Regions from separate parts of the Homo sapiens genome. Here region 1 is linked to region 2. Evidence: read pairs that join two places in POLR2A ChIA-PET (ENCODE). Cell type or tissue: GM12878. All regions are shown on one strand. Each heading gives the region's core, and the rest is flanking DNA. Links, peaks and the distances in the headings are about the cores only. Region 1 overlaps FRMD4A (FERM domain containing 4A). Region 2 overlaps NMT2 (N-myristoyltransferase 2).

Region 1 (9,307 bases), core at 766-8,765, 1.4 Mb before region 2:
TCTTTTTTTTCCTTCTAAGAATTTAGGCATTCCATGCCGGGATGCTCACTCACCACAACTGAAAATCTGTGAGATGTCACACCTAATAAAAGGACCTTCTGGGCAGAGAAACTGTCATCGATGGTCAGAGCCAGAGGAGCTGTGGAGACTATGGAAAGTGACTCCTCTCATTTTAACAACAAATCACAGCAAAGAGTTGGCCCAGCTTTACCCAGGACCTTCCCCAGCTCCGGGGAGCACAGGCTGGAAGGTGTCACCCTGAGGTCCTGCTCACCCAAGATGACAGCTGGGTGCCAGGCAGGGTTTTAGGACTCATGCTGTTGGACAGGGTAGCACAGTGGAAGCTGAAACAGTCTCAGGACTGAATTAGAAACACCAAGTCCCTGTTTATTCCTTTTTTTTTGAGATGGAGTCTCACTCTGTCACCCAGGCTGGAGTGCATTGGCACAATCCTGGCTCACTGCAACCTCCGCCTCCCAGGTTCAAGGAATTCACCCACCTCAGCCTCCCAAGTAGCTGGGATTACAGGCACGTGCCACCACGTCTGGCTAATTTTTGTATTTTTAGTAGAGACAGGATTTCACCATGTTGGCCAGGCTGGTCTCAAACTCCTGACCTCAGCTGATCCACCCGTCTTGGCCTCCCAAAGTGCTGGGATTACAGTCATGAGCCACTGCGCCTGCCCCCACTGTTTATTAACAGAGACCTCTTGTCACCTGAGCGTAAGTTGCAATTCTATATTCAAATAGGATGATTCTGAGTTAATTAGAGCCCCCAGAAGCTAGGATTTTATAGTGAGCATATCAAGCAGCTTTTCCCTAATTGCCAAGTTTCTAAATAACCTAATACAACCCCATAGTGGGTGTCTGGAAAACTTGAAACTGGCATCACGGTTTTGAAATATTTGTGGGGCGTGAGTTATTTCAAGATGAGCAAAAAGATGAAAGGCAAAAGAGATAAATTTTGAAATTTCTTTTCAAGCTTCTGGGTATATGATTTCTTAAAACTTTAAAGGTGGGATAAAATCCTTGTATTAAACCCCTGCCTCTGGGAAGCAGCTGTGTGCACTGCAACGGTTTCAGAGAACAGAACAAGAGGAAACCCAATGCCACTGCAACAGCAGATTGACCAGAGAAGGGCTGTCATCACACCATAAAACATGGCATCAGTGAGACCACAAGGCCACCAGACAGGGAGCCTGGTGCAGCTGGGCCAGGTTTCCTGGATTCGTGCTCTTTTCCAAATTAGTAGCAGAGCCATTGCTTATGCTTTGAGGTTCTAAGTGCCAAACACCTCTACTCCTTTGGCACTTTGAAAATCACAAGCCCTGCTTTTGATCTTTACCAAACTGAAATAAAGAGCACAGTTTTGAAGTTTTCTTGGAAGGCAGAAAGCATATATATCAGAGGCAGCCTTTCTGTTAAGTTCTAGGGCTGACAAAGAAATGGACCACAGGTTGAAGCAAGTTAACTGGATGAAGTTTTCTGTATTTGAAATTGTCTCCCCGCAGTGTGCAATCTTCCTGACCAAGTCCTCCACAACCTCCATTCCCACCAGGAATTATAAAGAAAAAAACAATGAGGGCCAGGCGCGGTGGCTCACGCCTATAATCCCAGCACTTTGGGAGGCCGAGGCAGGCAGATCACCTGAGGTCAGGAGTTCCAGACCAGCCTGGCCAACATGGCAAAACCTCGTCTCTACTAAAAATACAAAAATTAGCTGGGTGTGGTGGCGCATGCCTGTAATCCCAGCTACTCAGGAGGCTGAGGTAGGAGAATCGCTTGAACCCGGGAGGTGGAGGTTGCAGTGAGCCAAGATCGCACCCTGCACACCAGCCTGGGAGACAAAGCAAGACTCTATCTCAAAAGAAAAAGAAAAAGAAGAAAACATATAACGAGATGTTTTGATTTGTTTGCTTAGGGGAGGTTTGGTAACCTTCACCAAATGAGTCTACTCACCTTCACTGCATAATAGTGAACCCCGTAGGTTGGGAGAGACTCCACGATGCTCATGTAGCTGGAATGACAACACGAAGATACACAAACACACACACAATGCGCAAAAGGCTAGTTATTCAGCAGATCTGGTATCATATATATATTTGTGTATGTGTACGTGATAAAGTTCTCGGAGTGATTATTTACTTGAAAATTAAATGGAAACATACACCCCCCACTCCCAGATATGTCTTTGGAGAGGAACTGAACAATCCTGACATACGATATATTAACACACACAAACACTGTCCCCATGTGAGCTGGGAAGGGGCCACTTACTTTACGATTGCTTGACCTCTTGTCTGACCGTTCAGTTTCTTGTAGTGCTCAATGACTCTGTCTTCACTGTAATTAGAAGAAAAGAATGCTGTTGTTGGAGTCTCTAGGTCAACAGCCAAGCTTCCTGCCAGTAAGATATTTCTCAGCCCCATCTCATAAGAAGCTCCAAGGCACCAACAGCTCCTGGAAAAATGATTTGTCCTGGAGTGGTATTTCCAAACTCGGTCTGAGTGCTATCTATTTGGATGTAGATTTACTTTAAAAAGAGTCTGTTTTCCCCACAAAGGACTTGCATTCTCTTTGTCTTGGATGTTTGTTTTTTTTTTTTTTTTTGAGACGGAGTCTTGCTCTGTCACCCAGGCTAGAGTGCAATGGTGCGATCTTGGTTCACTGCAACCTCCACCTCCCGAGTTCAAGCAATTCTTGTGCCTCAGCCTCCAGAGTAGCTGGGACTACAGGTGCGTGCCACCACACCTGACTGATTTTTGTATTTTTAGTAGAGACAGGGTTTCATCATGTTGGCCAGGCTGGTCTCAAACTCTTAACCTCAAGTGATCCACCCACCTTGGCCTCCCAAAGTACTGGGATTACAGGCGTGAGCCACCATGGCTGGCTTATCTTGGATTTCTAATCAAGAAATATAAGACTGGAGCCCAGGCCGGGTGCAGTGGCTCACCCCTGTAATCCCAGTGTTTAGGGAGGCTGACATGGGGGGATTGCTTGAGCCCAGGAGTTTGAGACCAGCCTGGGCAACACAGTGAGACCTTGTCTCTATACAAAAATACAAAAATTAGCCAGGCATGGTGGGGTATGCCTGCAGTCCCAGCTACTTGGGAGGCTGAGGTGGGAGGATTGCTTGAGCCCAGGAGGTCAAGGCTGCAGTGAGCTACAATTGCACCACTGCATTCCAGCCTGGGTGACAGAGTGAGACCCTGGCTCAAAAACAAAAAACAAAAGAACAAAAAGACTGGAGCCCAGGTTTTGGGATCAGCTCCTTGGAAGAAATGGTACCGTGGGAACAAGAGGAAGCAGACAGCAGAGATGACGCATGAATGCCCGGGCTGAGCTCCCTGGGGCCCTTCTTATCCTCATCTTCCCAGTCCTGTTCACACAGGGCCTCATGGGGGAATGGCAGGCATTGACCTTAACCAAGTGCCCACAGCCTACCTGCTCTGAATGCGTAGTCAGGAATGGAAGGCTTTCCAGGAGGATGGAATGTTCTGGAATTTGGGCTTGGTTAATATGAACCATGAAGCAACAAAAGCCCCATAGGAATGCTTGGAGAACAACAGCAAACCAGCTACCAGAATTAGACAGGCGCTCCCTCCTTTTTTGAAATCTTAGGTGTTTTTGTTTTTGTTTTTGAGACGCAGTCTCCCTTGTCACTCAGGCTGGAGTGCTGTGGAGCGATCTTGGCTCACCGCAACCTCTGCCTCCCAGTTTAAAGCAATTCTTGTGCCTCAGCCTCCTGAGTAGCTGGGATTACAGGTGTGTGTCACCACACCTTGCTAATTTTTGTATTTTTAGTAGAGATGGGGTTTTGCATGTTGGCCAGGCTGGTCTCAAACTCCGGGCCTCAGGTCATCTGCCCACCCCTGCCTCCCAAAGTGCTGGGATTACAGGCGTGAGCCACCGCGCCCAGCTGAAATCCTAGTTCTAATATAACAAGAGGTTAGCTGGCTCCTTGGCAGCAGTGGCAAGCCCGCCTCCTGAGAAGTGACTCTGGTGCCCATGAGGTAGGAGATACGGCCGCTCCCACCCCCGCTTTCGGAAGGGCAGAGCCAACCTGGGGAATCCCAGGGAAGCAGGTGCAGGCAGAAAGCCCCAACCCCACCTGCTGAGGTGTGGAGTCGACACCTCGGTCTCCCTGGTCTGGCCCCAGAGCCTTGGAACCTCAGTTCTCACTCTCAGGTCTTACTCCTCTTCACCCTCCCTGTCCTCTGTCAAAGCTCTGTGAGGGGAGCTGATTCTAGGGGTGTACCCTCGAGATCTCAATAGAGGATCTTTATTATCTATTATTTTTGAGACAAGGTTTTGCTCTCTCGCCCAGACTGGAGTGCAGTGGTATGATCCTGACTCACTGCAACCTCCATCTCCCAAGTTCAAGCAATTATCCTGCCTCAGTCTTCCGAATAGCTGGGATTATAGGTGTGCACCACCACGCCTGGCTAATTTTTGTATTTTTAGTAGAGATGAGGTTTCACCACATTGACCAGGCTGGTCTCAAACTCCTGACCTCAAATAATCTGCCCATCTCAGCCTCCTGAAATGCTGGGATTACAGGTGTGAGTCACTATACCCGGCCCTATTATCTATTATCCATCAGCCCAGGATCTACCTAAAGCCTTCTTTTACCCACCTTTTTGTTTTCAGTTTTAGCAAGGCCAGTGTTGGGGGTAACAGGTTCTACACATTCATCACCTAGTCCTTGGGGGTAATTTATTTCTCTTCCAATGACTACCTTAACCTCCAACTAGTATCTTTTAATTTTAATACTCTGGAATTTGATGCATAGAGGACAGTGAGAGGTCTTGATAAAGAAGGGTCTTTATAAATACCCAGAATGAGGACCAGCCAGCTACAGGGGGCCTTGCCTCAGTTGGAGAGTCACTTCTGTGGGGTCTGGATATCCTCTATTCAGAAAGGGGCAGACCCAGCCATCTCTCTCCTTGGCTCCCACATGCCGAGGAAGTTCTATATCAAGTGTGACAAGGTCGTCTCCTGAAGACGATTCTCGAAAAGCATGCTCCCCAAGGGCAGGCCCAGCCTCACTAATCCTGCAGAACTGCGTCAGGAGGTTCAGCGGCTCCACTTCCTTCCATCCCACTCACTAAATCAACAGCTGCCTTGGCGTGTTTCCTACCACGTGACATGGGGTTTTGTGAAGTCGACTCCTAGATCCAGGGTCAAGCAACTCAGTGTAGATAGGGACCTTTTTCCTTTGCAGCACTAGGGAGAGAGGGTCCCTGGGGTGAGTTCAGGAGGTGCAAGTCAACATAGCACTGTAGCCATGAACACACAGAAGGCTCAGGAGAAACACCAGTGAAAGAAAGTCAAAACCACTGTCAGAAAGCCGCGTCGCTGTTTAACCACGACATGTCCTGACCACAGGGTTCTGGGTGGCCGACAGCAGCAGAAATCTTTGCCGCCCCCTGTTTGCCCTGTAACTCCTGCTCTCTGAGGCCATCTGTGAAGCCACAATAATTGCCTTCTCCATCCTCAGCTTTTCCTGCTTGTTTTGCCCCCTTAAACATGGTGGGCTTATCCTGGAAGAACAGGCTCAATCCTGACCGAGAACCTATTCTGCTCCCAGCCTGTCCCCACCTCTGCTCTGGAACTTGCCAGAGGGCTGAAGTGCTCTGAGCTTTGCAGACAATTTTCCCATACCCTAGATTTGTAGCAGGGACTCAAGGGGATAACTAGCAGAAATCCAGGAAGCAGAGTAAGTGCTGCCTGGAGGACACAGGGTTACATGGAGGAAAAAGGCAAATGATCAAAGCTGCCTGTGCCCAGGTCGCTGGCTGGGTCATGTTGTTAAGTCAAATGACCTCTCAGCAGACAAGGGGATACATGAAATGCATGGGTGATGGAAGGGGAAACAGGGATGGTGATATGATATGGTTCCCCGTCTTGGAGCAGCTGCTGGCCTGCTGTGCTCAGTGGTTTCGGGGTTAAAAATAGATGTCCCTGCATACCTTATTGAGGCGATAGGGGTGGTCAGGTGGTCCAGCATTTACAAACTAGGCCCGCGAGGCAGAATCCAGGTCAGGGTCCTGATCCCTCCTTGTTCTGTGGCCCTGGGCACATCATTCTAACTTTCTGCCTCAGTTGCCTCCTCAACAGGGAAATCGCACGGTGTGAAAAGTCCATGCTTGTTAAATGCATGGGGAGAATTAGCAGAAAGGCTTCTTGCACCATAACTCAGCATTATTATGCTGCTTTCACTGCTTTTTAATGACATAATGTGACTATGTATTTCCTCTCTTAATTACCGTCTCAAGTAGGTTGGTGTATGTCATCCCATTTTGCAGAGGAGAAATTGATGAAAGCTACCTGGCTAGTCACTGCAGAGGCTTGGCTGGGATGCTAAGACCCACTGCCTTGGTTACCAGGCTGCAGCCTGCAGGTTGCCCATCCAATGTGCGAACTCCAGCGGGGGCAGGAAAGCCCCCGAAGAATGGTGAGTACAGCTCCTTAGTTCAGGAATGATCAGGGGAACTTGACACTCTGGGTAACTGTGATGAGACGGGTAAAAACGTCTCCCCCACCAGTGAGGGGTCCTGGTTAACCTTGCTGAGTGGTGAATCTGAGGCCCAGAGGGAAAAGCAGTGAACAAGCTGTGTGCACCTGCTCTCTCTTCATTCTGTATCTGTAGGAAGGAGGAACAGCACTTATCCCTCTCCTTGCGGCTTTGCTTTTTAAAAATCTATGTATATATAGGGATATGAAAATAGTTAGCTAGAAGGAATATGTTCTAGCATTTGATAGAACAGTAGGGAAATTATAGTTAACAATAATTTGTTGCATATGTCAAAGTAGCCAAAAGTGAAGACTTGTAATGTTCCCAACACAAAGAAAAGATAAATGTTCGAGGTGATGGATATCCCAGTTACCCTGATTTGACCACTGCACATTATGTACAGATATCAGAGTATATATACGTGAAAAATATGTACAACTATTATGTATCAATAAGAATCAAAGTCCATATAAATAAGGTTGAAATATTAGAGCCAACATCAAGTAGCCAACCACAGTGAAATGAGGTGAAAGGGCCTGTTGTGGTTGTGGTTGTTGTTTTTCAGTAGGGTATCGTCAGGAGGGTCCCTGTCATTGACTTTTATACATCGTCTGGGCTGTGATGCTGACTGTGATACACGTGGCTCCCCCGTCCTGCCACACTCTCAGGGCATTTAACACTGGCTTGGGCACTTATGGGTCTGAAGGAGGCTCAGGGAAAGCGCTGGCCTGGTCGTGATGGTATGGGATGTTCTGCCAAGCCAGCTATAGGTGAAGATGTTCATATGCAGAAGAGACAGAGAGAGTGTGTGTGAAGGGCGAGGTGCCTCTGGGTTAGTAATCATGTGTGAGTACAGAGCAGATAATGGAGATGGTGAAGGAGAAATCCAGAGACACAGGGAGGAGAGAAGAAATTCAAAACTCTCAGATGAGCATAGCAGTGTTCTAAGGTTTGGAAAGGAATGAATGAAGGGATGACTAAGAGACCCACAACAGGACAGGTCTCAGAGGCAAAGAGATTCCTCCCTGGTCCTCTCTAGTTACCTTCTCACATCCCCAGGGCCTTGACCATTGGATTTTTGGAAGTGAACAGCCAGGAGGCTACAGAGGGATGAGGCCCAGTGGCACAAGGAATTAGGGAGGTGGGTAATAGGGTCCATGAACAAGGAAACGGGACCATCATTTTTGGGGGTTCGGATTGCAAGTCTCGACATTTGGAAGCTGATGCATGCAAAATCCCTGCAAGTTAACAGATTTTGCTCTTTGGGGGCAGGTTATAATTAGAGAAAGCCATCATTTATTTACATCTATGTTTCCAAAAGAGGAGTGGCAATAAAACAGCTCAGAGAGATGAAATTAGGGACGCCAGACACGGAAGGGAGCTCCCAGCCTCGGGTCTTGGGGCCAGCTCCCTAGTGATGTGGTCTCTCAGAGAGATGTGATTTATGAGCCAGAGTTGTTTTTTTGTTTGTTTGTTTTGAGATGGACTCTCGCTCTGTCGCCAGGCTGGAGTGCAGTGGCACAATCTTTGTTCCCTGCAACCTCCGACTCCCAAGTTCAAGTGATTCTCCTGCCTCAGCCTCTTGAGTAGCTGGGACACCAGGCGCGCGACATCATGTCCAGCTAATTTTTTTTTGTATTTTTAGTAGAGACGGGGTTTCATCATGTTGGCCAGGATGGTCTCGATCTCCTGACCTTGTGATCTGCCCGCCATGGCCTCCCAAAGTGCTGGGATTATGAGCCAGAGTTCAATGCTGCTAATGAGCCCTGCATCAAGACATGCCCTACCCCAGACACACGAATCAGTGAACAACTAGGTCACTGTCTGGATAAGTGTCCAGACAAGACAAAATGCTCATAATCCATACAGTTCAGAAGTTGTCATCAAAAGCACTTACACAAGTCACGTATTGTAGTTTATTAGAATCAACTTGGTCTGTGCTTTTTGTTTTGCTTTTAAATAAAAGGAGTTGCAATGATTTCTGTTAGGGGATCAGAAGGAACATCAGAGAAGAGGTATTACAGTTATTAAAGGTCAGTGGCCAGGGCTTAGGAACCCAGTAGGATTTCAAAACATTATCCAGGAATGCAAGCCCTGCCCAACTGTGGCCCAAACCACAACCTGGGAGTCTTTCAAATGGCTTGAATCATTCAGAATCAGCCATTTAGGGCCGACAGATGAGCTATGGCATAATGTTACATAGTGGCTAAATCAGGAGATGTGAAACATCGAGGGAAAATAAAACAATCAATCTCCCTCTTCTGAAAGAAGAAAACCCTGTGGTTCTCCCACGTCTCAAAACCTCACACATGCTGTCATCAAATGACAGGTGTTCCAAAATGAAACTCTAGCAGCACATGAAAGGCTCTCGAAGGCGGTGAAGCTTCCAAAGTGAAATTTTAGAAGGTATTCTTTTTGAAAATTAAAAAAAAAAAGAAGAAGAAACAAAAAAGGAGAGGTCTCAGGCACAGTGCTTCACTTAAGTAAATGTAGAAAACGGGCCAGGCGTGGTAGCTCACCCCTGTAATCCCAGCACTTTGGGAGGCCGAGGCAAGCGGATCACCTGAGTGAGGTCAGGAGTTTGAGACCAGCCTGGCCAACATGGTGAAACCCGGTCTCTACTAAAAATACAAAAATTAGCCAGGTGTGGTGGTGCGTGCCTGTAATCCCAGCTACTCAGGAGGCTGAGGCAGGAGAATCGCTTGAGGCAGAAGTTGCAATGAGCTGAGATCATGCCACTGCACTCCAGCCTGGGTGACAAAGTGAGATCCGTCTCAAAAAAAAAAATTAA
Region 2 (9,307 bases), core at 448-8,447:
TGTCTTTACCTCCACTACAAACGTGTCAATAATGTGCTCCCGGGGGAGGAACCAGTGGGCTACTTCCTCTTCATCCATCACTGGAGCCAGATGAAACTGCTTCAGGTAAGTGTTGATTAATTCTCGAACTGATTTGATATCTTTTGGTTCCATTGGTCTCAAACCTGAAGTCTTTGTAACCTTGTTGGAGGGGAAACAAAACAAATCCAGAAGTTCAGGTAGAAGAGGAGTGAAACGACTTTGCACTCAAAGTGTGGTCTGCAGACCAGCAGAATGAGCAGCACGCGGGAGCTAGTTAGAGCTGCAGAGCCTGGCCCTGCCCCAGATCTAATGAATCCGAATCTGCAACTCAACAAGATTTCCTTGGGTTTGTACATACATTAAGGTTTGAGAAGAGCTGGGTTAAAATATAGGCGAGACAGACAATGTGTTGTATCTTCCTATCTGTGCGGCAAGTCTTTGGTCACTACTGCCCATGACCCAAACAAACATCAAAGGGAACAGTACAAGTTCATGATGTACGCCAATACCCAAAACACACCAATGTATATACCAATGCCAAGAATGTTAACAGTCTACATGATGGGACATAGCCAACTTAGCATGACTTCTGGAGTACAGGCAGCCCTCCGTATCCACTGGTTGTGCATCTGTGGGTTCGACCAACCTTAGACGAAAAATATTCGGGGAAAAAAAACTGGATCGTTGCATCTGTGCTGATCATGTACGGACTTTTTTTCTTGTCATTATTTCTTAAAAATGCAGTGTAACAACTACTTACATAGCATTTAGATTGTATTTGACCTTATAAGTAATCCAGAGATGATTTAAAGTATACAGGACAGGGGGCATGGTGGCTCATGCCTGTAATCCCAGCACTTTGGGAGGCTGATGCCGGTGGATCATTTGAGGTCAGAAGTTCGAGACCAGCCTGGCCAACATGATGAAACCCTGTCTCTACGAAAAATGTAAAACTTAGCCAGGCGTGGTGACATGCACCTGTAATCCCAGCTACTCGGGAGGCTGAGGCAGGAGAATCGTTTGAAACTGGGAGGCGAAGGTTGCAGTGAACCATGATCACGCCACTGCACTCAAGCCTGGGAGACAGGGAGGGACTTCGTCTCAAAAATAAATAAATAAAGTATACAGGAGGATGTGCATACATTATATGCAAATACACAATGCTACGCCATCTTATATAAGGGACTTGAGCACCCAAGGATTCTGGTATCTGAGGGGTCCTAGAACCAATCCTTCATGGTTTCTGAGGGATGCTTTAAAACTGCCAAGTCTGACATTTTGAAAATACAACTGAGCAACTTGTTTTATTATGCAATAGCCCATTAAAAGCGTGTGGTGATTTTGTTCTCTTGAACAAAAATGATATAGGAGTGAATCATATCAGGCTGGATGGGAAGGCAAGCATTGTTCATAGCCAAGTATTTTCTAAAGGCAAACGGGTTTACAGCCATACCAGCCTGAAAGTGTCCATCTTGTCTAACGGCAAATGGCTGCCAGGGACGCGGCCTGGCCTCTCCTGCCACATCTTCTGGGTAAAGGTGATCAGGGTAGGTGTCTTATCACTACTCCAGAGCTTTAGAATTTAAAAAATTAAGCCATAGGAATAAAACACCTAAAAGTCAGGACAGGTCCCCATTTGAATTTGTTCAGCTGTTGTCCTTGTAAAAGCTCCTGACATCACTTTGCTCTCTAGAACTGTTCAGGGGCCAGGGGACTTGAGACTAAAAGTCAGGAAGCCCAACAAACAGACAATTTTAAACTGAGAAATACAGTTTATTTTTTTCTGTAAACCTGATTTTTCCCCCCCTTGGAGAAACACTAGATACATTTTAAGAGATGAATAATCTGTATATAAATATTGCTACTCTACTTTTTCTGCCCTAAATGATTATTTTTAAAAATTTTATATAATCTAGCAGTTCCACTCTTAAGAAATATTGTTAAAGGAAAAACTTCCTGTAGAATGAGGTCATCACAATTCCTGCATGCCCCCAGGTGGAAGCCCAAGGGGGAAAACAGGTGTTTTTTTTGAGACGGAGTCTCACTCTTGTCACCCAGGCTGGAGTGCAATGGTGCGATCTCGGTTCACTGCAACGTCTGCCTCCTGGGTTCAATCGATTCTCTTGCCTCAGGCTCCCGAGTAACTGGGATTACAGGCACCTGCCACCACGCCCGGCTAATTTTGTGTTTTTAGTAGAGACAGGGTTTCACCACGTTGGCCAGGCTGGTCTCGAATGCCTGACCTCAGGTGATCTGCCCACCTCGGCCTCCCAAAGTGCTGGGATTACAGGTGTGAGCCACCACACTAGGCCAAGGAAAATAGGTTTTCTCTTGAGTGCCAGCTGTCATCAACTATTAGCTGTGCTGGGGTTTCTAAGCTTCAGTGACACACAGTGCTGATTGATTATCGATTAGCTGGGGGAAAGGGGAATGGGAGGTGCATGCTCTGTATTTATACACCAACAGTCCTCAGCTGAATATTTACTATAAGCCATTCTATTATGATGATGTCATGTCTAAAGCACTTCAGCTAAAATGCCATTTAATAATCTAAATTTAGAGAATTTAAGTCCTTCACATTTAACAGGCAATGCATACCTTTAGTCTTTTAGTACCTCTCAAAACCAATGAGTCAGAAATGTCCAGATCTCCACTGGAAATAAATAAGCACTTCTAAATGCTAGTGGGAAGACCAAAACCATATAAAATATATATCATAGTCATTTAAAAAATTAGTTTCTGCTATGAGGCAGACTTAGCTTGATAAATTTCAAATAGCCTTTCTCAATATCAGAATTTTTTTTCTTTTGTTACTGGTTCAGTAACAATCAACAATATCAAGCAATTAGATGAATTAATGAAAGCCACAGGATATATGATATCTGTTAATAGAGAACATTCAGAAATGAAAAAAAAATTTGCCAACTTCCTTCTAGAGCAAAACATTCTTCTGGAGCACAATTCTCATTCATTGAATATCCAACTGTGAAACCACTAAAGGAACTGCCCAGCAGATCGCCTTAAAGCAGCAGTTCTCAAATATTTTGGTCTTGGGACCCTTTTACACTCTTTTTTTTTTTTGAGATGGAGTCTTACTCTGTCGCCCAGGCTGGAGTGCAGTGGTGTGATCTCAGCTCACTGCAACCTCTGCTTCCCGGGTTCAAGTGATTTGATCCTGCCTCAGCTTCCCAAGTAGCTAGGATTACAAGCACGTGCCACCACGCCCAGCTAATTTTTTGTATTTTTAGTAGAGATGCAGTTTTATCGTACTAGCCAGGATGGTCTCGATCTCCTGACCTTGTGATCTGCCCACCTCGGTCTCCCAAAGTGCTGGGATTACAGGCATGGGCCACTGCACCTGGCCTACGCTGTTAATAATGATTGAGTACCTCCAAAGAGCTTTGCTTATGTGGGTTATGCATATCCACACTTATCGCATTAGAAATCAAAACTGAGAACATTTTTAAACAAAAGACTACAGAAATACACATGCCACATGGCCTCTGGAAGACTTCACAGTATACTCAGACGAGAATGAAAGTGAAAAAATTACATACTAGTGTTATTATGAAAATAGTTAAAAAAAAAAAATGACTGCATAGATTCAAAGATCTTGGGGGACTTCCAGAGGTCCCTGGGCCACACTTTGAGAACTGCTATCTTAGGTCTCTAAAGGTTAGAAAAATAAGTAGCAGAATTTAGACAAGCAATATGTTGCCTAAATTCAGGTAAAAAGTATCATAAGTTTGGCAACTTATAAGCATTTTGAACAAATTTTTATAGAAGCATTAAAGCATAAGAGCACACCAGGATGTACCAGCTATAAAAAACAGAAAGTCCTAGAAAACAGGGTAAGAATATTTACATTTGCTGACTAATAGCTAAAATAATCTGTGTAAGAATGAAATACTGCCAGGCACGGTGGCTCACACCTGTAATCTCAGCACTTTGGGAGGCTGAGGCAGGCGGATCACAAGGTCAAGAGATCGAGACCATCCTGGCCAACATGGACTAAAATACAAAAATTAGCTGGGTGTGGTGGCACGTGGCTGTAGTCCCAGCTACTCAGGAGGCTGAGGCAGGAGAATTGCTTGCATCCAGGAGGCGGGGGTTGCAGTGAGCCAAGATCGCATCACTGCACTCCAGCCTGGCGACAAAGCGAGACTTCGTCTCACAGAAAAAAAAAAAAAAAAAAAAAAAAGAAATAACTTTTGAAAAGCAAAACAAACACTCAAATTATAACTATTGTCCTCAGAAAGAACCAGGAAGGCTATTGGGCTTACATTAAAATGGCTAGCTTCCGTATAATGGAATAGTGAAGCGGTCATGTTTTCTGAGAGTTCAATAAAATGCAGAGAATCATTTCCAGTAAATAAGAAAAATCTCAGTTTCATAAGCAAACTCTGTATCTGAATCAGATATCCTTTCCCATGGCCCAACTAATATGCATGATTCATGGGCCTCTACGTAGATTGAAATCTGTGTAAAATCTGCTTATAAGTACATAAGGAAATGAAGCTCAGAGCTCTATTAAAAAACAGTAGTGTTGTTATCTGTCAAGTTGTGGTACAAACCGTTTGAGAGCCAAGATTCCAGAGAAGAGATGTAAGCAATGATTATGGTTATTTATATGATTCAAAAAGGAGCAAACAGAATGCTAACCACTAAAAAAACCATCTAATGCCACTAAATATAGAACACCTTATATGCCTCGACATGTCTAAGCAAGCACACCCTCCTTGCAGCACAGTGCTAAGACCTTAGTGGATCATTCTCTGACTTCTGCTTTTTATCAACATCAAATTACCTTTCAGCTCATTGACACAGATGCGCAAAATCGAACTTGGAAATACTCAACACCAGATCAAAAAAACAAAACAAAATAAAATCTCCCCAAACACTGAAAGGGTAGGGAGGCATCGTAAGGCGTGTTTCTTGGGGAAACCTTAGTATTTTAGGTAACAGTTGTGAATGGCGCAGGCCCTGCGACAGCTCTGCTTCTGGCCAGCAGACTCTGAGCAAGTCAATCTGTGTTCTCATGGCCCCTTCTGTGCTATGGGGATAAGGACCCATCCTCCTGTGGCTGTTGTGATTAGTAAATGAGACTACGGCTGTTAAATGTCGAGCATAACGCCGGCCACAATAAATGTTAGCTCCTATATTCAAAAGTCCATGAAAAAGACAGAAAGCTGGCACTCCTACAAGCAAAAAGAGTAACAATGAAGCAGAAAATGAGATTGATCTATACAGCAAAAGCTGTATTCCATAAGTTTGCTTTTACGCTGAATGGTACAAAAATGTTCTTAAATAACTTGACTGCTAGCAGTGGTATCACCCATCTGGGCCCATAGGAGAGGAAGGGGCATCCGGTGTATGCAGTTCTGTCCAGTTTAACTCAAGAGGCAGACACCCAAGGGACTGCTGCCAGCACCTTCCAATTTCATAATATCTGTACTTTAATCTCTCTTTTATTCTATTAATTTACTCTTTATTTTCCTTTCCTTTCCTATGACTTAAAAGGGGGAAAGGAGACTGGGGCAAGCCAATGAGAACTGTTTGCATCTTGACAATCGTCCTTTTCTGCCTTGATTTATGCTGTACTCACAGTGAGACATTCAGTGGGGCTGAGCCATGGTGTCCCCATAGTGGGTAATGTTAGAGGGGATGGCAGAGGCAGAGGGAGCTAACAGGGAAACATGGAGGTCTGGGGCCTGCATCCCAAGCCCTCCACTTGGTGATATTAACACATCCTCGCCTAAGTGCCAACTGTCACATACCTCAGTTTCTTCATCTGTAAAATGGGGATAAGAAGTACTAACTTCAAAAGGTTGCTGTGAGAATAAATTGAATAATGTATTTGAAAGCACTTCATAACCTTCAATTTATGGGTGGGGGAAAGGCAGTCACTATCACAGCACGACTGGAACAGGACTGCTACCAGGAACCCAGGTTCACTGGAAGTAAGATGCCACAGTCTGGTTTCATAATACACGCCTATACCCAGGAGAAGATTGACTCTTGTACAAAAATATTAAGGCTGATGAATGGAGTCAAGTCAAAAATAGCTTTAGCACTTTAAGAAAATCATTGTGAGTAAACCAATGGTATGTGCTAAAACTCCTTATTCTTCACTCCATTGTAGGCAACCTACATGTAAGTGTGTCTTTTCCTTGTACATAAGCTAGGCTGCTTGAGGTTCAAGAAACTGAAATTTGGAGAGACCAAAGTGGAACAGCATTTGCCCATAGTGAAAAAAAGAGGCATTTTTGAAGTTTGTATGTATGTATGTATGTATGTACGTATGTATTTAGTTATTTATTTAGTTATTTATGAGATGGAGTCTCGCTCTGTGGCCAGGCTGGAGTGCAATGGCGTGATCTCAGCTCACTGCAACCTGTGCCTCCTAGGTTCAAGCGATTCTCCTGCCTCAGCCTCCCTAGTAGCTGGGACTACAGCCATGTGCCACCATCCACAGCTAATTTTTTAATTTTTAGTAGAGATGGGGTTTCACCATGTTGGCCAGGGTGGCCTCGATCTCTTGACCTTGTGATCTGCCCGCCTTGGCCTCCCAAAGTGCTGGGATTACAGGTGTGAGCCACCGCGCCTGGCCGAAGATTTTATTTCAATTCACACGTCACAACACTTCAAACAAAAGATCCCATCAGTGGCACACAGATTCTAAGATGGCCCCCAGTGATCCCACCTCCTGGGGTTCACAGCTGGTGTGATCTGCTCCTGTTACGTGTGGGCAGGACCTGTGATTTGGTTCTAACCAATAGAAATGGCAATGGCGGCTGGGCGCAGTGGCTCACACCTGTAATCCCAGCACTTTGGGAGGCTGAGGCGGGTGGATCACCTGAGGTCAGGAGTTCGAGACCAGCCTGACTAATATGGTGAAACCCCATCTCTACTAAAAATACAAAAATTAGCTGGGCGTGGTGGTGCACACCTGTAATCCCAGCTACTTGGGAGGCTGAGGCAGGAGAATTGCTTGAACTCAGGAGGCGGAGATTGCAATGAGCTGAGATTGTGCCATTGCACTCCAGCCTGGACAACAGAGCGAGCCTCCATCTTAAAAAAAAAAAAAAAAAGAAATGGCAATGGCGACTGGATGTCACTTTCATGAATCACCTGCATAGGGTTCTGACTTCCATCTTGCCAGCAGATCCTCTCTATAGACTCTCTCTCTCACTGGCTTTGATGAATAAGCTGCCATGCTGTGAGCTACCCTATGGAGAATCCAACATGGCAAAGAACTGAGGCCCTTGGTCCAACAGCCAGTGAGGAACTCAATCCTGCCAACAACTACAGGAGCATGGAAATGGATCCTTCCCTAGTCAAGTTTCAGATGAGACCTCAGCCCTGGCTGACACCTGGGTGGCAACTTCAGGAGAGACCCTGAACAAAGCACAGGACTCAGCTAAGCTGTGACTGGATTTCTGGCCCACAGAAGCTGTGTGATAATAAATGTTGTTTTAAGCAGCTCAGTTTGTGGTCATTTTTTACATGGCCATAGATAACTAATATAGCCAAGCCCCAAATAAAGCCAAGTCTAGAAAGCACATTTATATTTTTCCCTATTAAAAATGATAACTTGGCTGGGCGTGGTGGCTCACACCTGTAATCCCAGGACTTTGGGAGGCCAAGGCAGGCGGATCACAAGGTCAGGAGTTCAAGACCAGCCTGGCCAACATGGTGAAACCCCCGCCATCTCTACTAAAAATACAAAAATCAGTTGGGTGTGGTGGCACACACCTGTAATTCCAGCTATTTGGGAGGCTGAGGCAGGAGAACTGTTTGAACCCGGGAGGCGGAGGTTGCAGTGAGCCAACATCCAGCCACTGCACTCCAGCCTGGGTAACAGAGCGAGACTCTGTCTCAAAAAATAAAAAAATAAAAAAAATAACTTTTCGCCAGGCGTGGTGGCTCACTCCTGTAATCCCAGCATTATGGGAGGCCGAGGCAGGCGGATCACAAGGTCAGGAGATCAAGACTATCCTGGCTAACATGGTGAAACCCCGTCTCTACTAAAAATACAAAAAATTAGCCGGGCATGCTGGCGGGCGCCTATAGTCCCAGCTACTCAGGAGGCTGAGGCAGGAGAATGGCGTGAACCCAGGAGGTGGAGCTTGCAGTGAGCCGAGATCCCGCCACTGCACTCCAGCCTGGGCGACAGAGTGAGACTCCGTCTCAAAAAAAAAAAAAAAAAAAAAAAATAAATAAATAAATAAATAAATAAATAAAATAAAATAAATAAATAACTTTTCGCTGGGTGCAGTGGCTCATGCCTGTAATCCCAGCACCTTGGGAGGCTGAAGCAGGCGGTTCACTTGAGGTCAGGAGTCTGAGGCCAGCCTGGCCAACATGGTGAAACCCCATCTCTATTAAAAATGCAAAAATTAGCCGGGTGTGGTGGCGGGTGCCTGTAGTCCCAGCTACTTGGGAGGCTGAGGTGGGAGAATCGCTTGAACCCGGGAGGCAGAGGTTGCAGTGAGCTGAGATTGTGCCATTGCGCTGAAGGGGCAACAGAGCAAGACTGTCTCCAAAAAAAAAAAAAATGACAACTTTTCACATTGAGAACGAGATAGTTTAAGAAGATGATAATTTAATGAGACATTATTTCCACTCGCTGGGTCTCTCCTCTACACTTGATTCCTGAGTTCCAACGCATTAAGAGATCAGCAGCCTGGACTTTTCTTCCTTCTTACTTAACAGACCATAAATTTCCCAAATTTCAAAACTTACTTGCCTTGAGTTCAGTCTTATCCAACTACCAATGAAACAACTTTAAGAGCCTTGGGAAAAAAGGAAAGATTGGCATTTCCAAACAAACTCCCTACCTTCCCTAGCTCCCGAGTTCCATGAAATCTCTTTCGCTCCATATTCACTTCCTCAGACACACCAGTCAGTTTTTAGACTCCTGCAAATAATTCTTTTCTGCATTAAAAGCGTCAGTTGTTACAGCTTCAAAAAACTGCAAATCATTCTTACTTACATCTGGAAGTCTGTATAGCTTCATTGTTCTCTGTAAAGTCATATTTCTACTCAAGTGAGAAAATTTCACTTCTACCAATTTTCTGGGGTTTAGTGATCGATGCCAGTATCTGGAATACAATAAAGGTTTTAAAATCAAATTGATTTCTAACTCTACAAGTTTTCACTCTTTGTCTCAGCTTGGCTGTTACATAAGCATTTACTGAATACTTACGTTGTACTAGACAGAGGCCCTCATCCTATGTCATCATTTTATCCGTCCAGTTTTAATCTCTAAAATACATCTTATACT

The links. ChIA-PET counts read pairs that join two places held together with the same protein. Peaks named below come from ENCODE experiments on the same cell type or tissue, not always from the same donor. Only the 100,000 strongest peaks of a DNase experiment are listed, where the experiment ranks them.
Region 1: POLR2A ChIA-PET joins it to region 2 with 5 read pairs; 2 of 35 experiments call an interaction of 5 or more read pairs at or near these places.

Annotation. Positions count from the first base shown.
Region 1 is chr10:13,738,236-13,747,542 of GRCh38, forward strand. FRMD4A (FERM domain containing 4A) reads right to left here. Exons shown (of 25, transcript NM_018027.5): 10 at 2,277-2,342; 11 at 1,959-2,016. Among named protein-coding and RNA genes, the nearest start is that of PRPF18, 160 kb to the left of the region's middle. RefSeq lists a silencer at 2,134-2,428 and an enhancer at 5,052-5,291. In GM12878, for the core only: no CTCF peak of the experiment used is centred there; a DNase peak (open chromatin) is centred at 5,296; H3K27ac peaks cover 5,465 bases.
Region 2 is chr10:15,119,334-15,128,640 of GRCh38, forward strand. It overlaps NMT2 (N-myristoyltransferase 2), which reads right to left. Exons shown (of 12, transcript NM_004808.3): 8 at 9,017-9,125; 9 at 10-180. LOC105376431 (a long non-coding RNA gene) reads left to right here. Exons shown (of 2, transcript XR_930693.4): 2 at 1-236. Among named protein-coding and RNA genes, the nearest start is that of RPP38, 27 kb to the left of the region's middle. RefSeq lists enhancers at 3,543-3,722, 4,629-4,768. In GM12878, for the core only: no CTCF peak of the experiment used is centred there; DNase peaks (open chromatin) are centred at 3,538 and 4,697; H3K4me3 peaks cover 257 bases; H3K27ac peaks cover 2,734 bases.